Regions from separate parts of the Homo sapiens genome. Here region 2 is linked to region 1. Evidence: chromatin loops called from intact Hi-C (ENCODE). Cell type or tissue: PC-3. All regions are shown on one strand.

Region 1 (2,500 bases):
TGTAATTGTAATAGGAAGCACCTTATTGATGTAGTTTAAAGTAGAAAACACATTTTTGTGTGAATGCTAAGGGATGCTGTAACGTGATTCATCTTTACCAGTGGATGAGACATCCATCATAAAAGAGGATTAAAGGTGGGGCTTGTATTGATTCATGGGGAGTAAATAGTTTTGAGAGTGTAGCAGAAAGATGACAAAACAAGAGAATCCAGGAAAGTGTGGCAAATGCCATTATGTTAAATTCAGCATTGAGCTGCAAAATAGAGTAGGATGAATTATTGAATTCCCAAGTTGAGGTTAAAGAAAATATGTAGTATGGAGAAAGACACTGAAAAGTCTGAAAATTTAGGTGGCTGTGAGGAGTAAACCACAATTTAAGAGTTGAAGCTTACAAGAGCACTCCTGACAGTTGACTAATTTGAGTGTTCCATCTTGAGAGAGTTTTGCTAAAGAAAAAAGAGTGAGGATTTCCCAAATTAAAATGATAGTAAAGTAAATAGAGGTTTTAAATAATGTGAAATTTTACTTCTGGTTGAGTAATTTTTCCAGCATATCATTCAACAGTGGCTTTGACAGAGAAGAGCAGTACTCAAGAATACAATTCCACTAAAACAGAAATTCCTAAGCCAAACTTTTTATTTCATTAAAATTAATGTGTTTTCTCACCACTCCCTGAAACAGACCCTCTTACCAGTATACAAGGTTGAGAGTAATTCCTCTTTGAACTCCAGTTCTTGTTAACATGGATGCTGCTGCGACTCTGTATCTCAGAGCCTGCATCTCCTTCCAGTTAAATTTTGGATCAATGAGAATGTGGCCATTGCTCTTTTCCTCAAGGGTTAGTTTTTTGTATTCATAATCAGCCACTGATGATTGGCAACCATTTTTGAAGAATTTTTTTCATGTTTTCATATCTCTTCATTACTAAGACTACATTTAAGTATTTGCATAGTATCAATTTGCATAATGTACTCCATCAGCATTTATGTGACATTTTACTGTTTCATCTCTTCTATTGTCTCGTTGCCCTCTGCCTTTCATTGTCACATGGTTAAAAAAAAGAAAAGCTCATTTCAATGACAAAGACATCCACAGTTGGAGCATAAACACATGTCCAGGCTTACTATTACTATTTTAGATAAAACTCTGGGTAATAAGGCAAGGATTTTTTTACTTGGTTGCATCTGGTTCACATTTTTTTTAGTGTTAATCAATAAATATTGAGCTACCTGAAGGTGATTGACGATCAGGTAACCTATATTTATAATTGTTCTTCAAAACTAAATTACATTTTTGTAACTAACTTGTAGCAATATGAGCCCTTACAATGCTTCCTGACCCAGTTCAAATGCTACTTATCATAAAATCTTTTCTGATTTCCCCAGGCATAGTTAATTATTTCCTCGTCTGTGTTAGTAAAGAACTCTGCTCATATATGTCATTTATCATTTACCACATTGTGTTGTGCAATCTGTTTGCAGGTCTGAATCTTTCTTTAGACTTTGACTTGCTTGAGGGTTGAGGCTGTCTTCTTTATCTTTCCTGCAAAAGCAGTAAATGTGTGATTCATAAATGTGTGATTCATAACATTTCTTAAATTTTTTTTATGTTGTAAAGTATATAAAGAAAAATATACAAATTATCAGTGTACAACTGGATGAGTCACAACGTGTATTCAACTTTGCCATGAAATGGCTGCTCAGAATCACTCTGTCACTCTGAGCATCCCCTCAGACCCACCTGCTCAACTCCTCAGTCACTCTTCCTTCCCTGTGTGTCAGAGTAATCACATTCAGACTTTCAGTACCGAGACTAGTGTTTTAGTAAATAGTAAAAATACTATTTTACATAGTTTTTGGATCCTATATATTTTGGGTAGTTTTTTTATTTCTTTCTTTTTCTTTTTATTTTATATAAATGTAAATAAAACACAAACTCATAAGTGGAAGACCTAGCATAATTTAAAATTAATCAATAAAAATGTCCAGTAGTGTTAATAATGCTTATGTAATCTGAACACACAACGAAGATATGTGATACACTAAAAAGTAATTGACAATTATTTATCTTATTCTTCCAGGAATATAGGAACAGATATTTTACTTCTTGTCTCAACCAACATGCAATTTCTAAGCTAGAAATTTAATGGTTGTTATGAACCGAATGTTTGTCACCCCAAAATTCGTATGTTGGTGCACTAACCCCCAATGTGGTATTGTTTGGAGCTGGGACTTTTGGGAGGTAACTAGGGTTAAATGAGCTGTCAGTATGGCCCTCATAATGGGATTGCCTTTATAAGAATAGACACTAAAGAGGTTGTTTGTGCCCCCCACACCCACCTCATTCACCAAGAAGAGATCATGTAAGTACACAAAGAAGAGGAAACTATCTGCCAGCTACAAAAAGAGCCCTTACCAGACTCCAACCATGTAGCTTATTGGCACCCTAATCTTGGACCTCCAGCCTTCAGAACTGTGAGAAAATAAATTTCTGTTGTTTA
Region 2 (2,500 bases), 130 kb before region 1:
TAAAACCTAGGTTTTATTTCTGAGTTAACTGTTGGTTTCATTATTGATTTCTTATGTCTGTTGACTATTTTATTTCTTTAATAAATGTACTTTCATAATATTTTATATTATCTAGCTAGGCAAATTCTCCTCTAGATCATTTCATTTCTCCAATTATCTTAGTTATATATGCTAAGATATATAAGTATACTTAGCTATACATGCTAAGAATTTTTATTTTACAAAATAAGCTTGGAATTTGCTTGGAATTGTATTAAACTATTATTATATTAGGGTAAAGTTGAAATCCAATCTAGGAACATAGTCAAAGTTTATTTTGATTTCTCAATGTAATTATAGAAAGCCTCCTAAATCTCAAAAATATGTACAAAGGTTTGTATCTATAAGGGCTACTAAACCCATAAATTAAAAGAGAATTCTGCTTCTAGAAAGCTAAAATTTTGTCATATAAATTCTGGTTTTGGTTCAAAAACATCATTTCTGTTTGATTTGTCAGAAACCAACATCCCTCATACTACAAGAACTGTAGGCAACAACAACAAAAACATCTTTTAGCACTAATACTGAAGAAAAAACTATGTTGTATTAGAATAAATGAATATATAATTTGAAGGGTAATATAATAAACATCAAGAGTTCCTGTAGGTCTATAAAAAAAGTCTATTCAGATTATTTTGTGGTTTCATCAACAGATTCTTAAAGCATTAAGCCTTGGGTAACAATCATTCTTTAAAATTCATTCATAGACACATCAAATATAAAGCAAACTTTTTGGTATTAACATATTTTTATTGTGTTAATTGCATTCTCTATGTTTTAAAATGCTTTCTGTCCTTCCACAGTGGTAACATCGAGGAGTTGAGAGAATAAAAATTAAGTACTGTATTCTCTTTTAGAATCAGCTTAATTCCTCATCTACTTTCACAAAAATCCCAGAGGCCTACTTAGAACTTTTCCACTAGGCTCAGAATGTAAGGCTAGTACCAATCTTAAGGAAAGGCCATTCCTTCTTATTTTCCACAGGAAAAAAAGAGACTTTAAGCATGGCTATTTAACCTGGTTTTAAACTCTCTTGAGATTATCCAGACTAAAGATTGTGAGTTTGTATTTTTGCCTGGGGAGACAAACAGCTAGTTGCCTACTGGAACCTAGAGTCATTCTTTTGATTGATAAAGAGTATTCTTTCTCTGTTTCCTCAGTTTCTTCCTTTTGAGTCAGCTCATCTCGCTTCCTGGTCCAAAACCCTGAACTCAAAGAAAGCTAAAGTTTTTACGAAGTCTTAAGTGACCTACATGATCCTTCATGCTCTAGTCTCCTAGCTTTGTCTTTCCTTCTATCGTCCCAAAAAACAAAGCCTCAGACAAGCATTTACAAGCAAGAAACTTATTATTTTGAAAGTGACTTTCAAGACTCAGAGAAAGGGAACAAGAGGAAGGAGAAAAGTATGCCCACGGATGTGTCATTGAGATGGTTATCTCTGGGCAACTCAATCCTGCCAGGTCCTTCTGAGGTCATGAATATTGTGCCTATACATTGTTCAAAAGCAGACTGAGACGCAATACAATTTTAAAGAGTTTGAGTAAACAGTGACTCATGAATCAGTAATCTCCAAACCAGAGTGGTTCAGAAGCTCCACCAAGGAAATGCAAGGGGGAGGCTTTTATGGGGCAAATACAGAAGTAAAGCAAAGAAAATATTTGATTGGTTACAGTTACATTGTTGCCTATTTGATCTATCCCACTGGAAAGTCCCTAGTTATAAAATTACAAGGTCTGTCCCTGCTTCTGACCAGTTAAGCCTAAATGCTATTTTTCTTTCATGTAGACATTTACAAAAAATGGCCCCAATTAAGTTTCACTTATGTTTGCAAATCAAGCAAGGTTAAGGTTATTTATGAGGCCTAACTAGCTTTGTCTGCTGAGGAATTCTTCAGGCTCATTCTTCATTTTAGTTTAACGATATGATTGGGGAATTCTTATTCACCAGCAGTCATCTCCCACTGGTTTTGGGCTTTTCCAGGGGATGTTAACTGCACACTTCCACATTTACTTAGGAGCAAGCCCTGCGAGCCCCAGATGTGCAGTGATACCTACTGGGTCCTACCTGTCGAGGTGAAGCAGTGATGGCCAGAGCAAAGGAGAGATAAAAGACAGAAAAGATGTTCCGTAGGCCCCTACTCATCCACATGTACACAATTCCTCTCTGAGTTCCCTTCGTACTATTCTCCGTCCTGTTGGCTGCTCCTTGAATGCATCAGGCACAAATTCTGCCTTGAGGTCTTTGCATCAGCTATTCCTCCTGTGTGAAATGCTGTTCCCCCAGACATACCACTTTCCTCTAGTCTTTGCTCAGACTGTATCTTTTCAAAAGGGCAGAAACTGATCATGCTTATTAATATCACAACATAACCTTCCTCCTTTCCCACAACTCACACTCTCAACCCCCACAAACTCAATCCTCAAAACTTTCTCTATTTGTTTTCTTCTTTCTTTAACAATTA

The links. Hi-C counts contacts between places; a loop is a spot of excess contacts. Peaks named below come from ENCODE experiments on the same cell type or tissue, not always from the same donor. Only the 100,000 strongest peaks of a DNase experiment are listed, where the experiment ranks them.
Region 2: it touches region 1 in a loop (3-fold over the local background); 1 of 110 quality-filtered maps calls a loop at or near these places.

The regions. Positions count from the first base shown.
Region 1 is chr3:87,205,352-87,207,851 of GRCh38, reverse strand. No RefSeq gene overlaps it. Among named protein-coding and RNA genes, the nearest start is that of MIR4795, 20 kb to the left of the region's middle. In PC-3, no CTCF peak of the experiment used is centred here; DNase peaks (open chromatin) are centred at 111 and 1,551; H3K4me3 peaks cover 1,063 bases; H3K27ac peaks cover 2,384 bases.
Region 2 is chr3:87,332,616-87,335,115 of GRCh38, reverse strand. No RefSeq gene overlaps it. Among named protein-coding and RNA genes, the nearest start is that of POU1F1, 57 kb to the right of the region's middle. In PC-3, no CTCF peak of the experiment used is centred here; a DNase peak (open chromatin) is centred at 1,505; H3K4me3 peaks cover 900 bases; H3K27ac peaks cover 2,252 bases.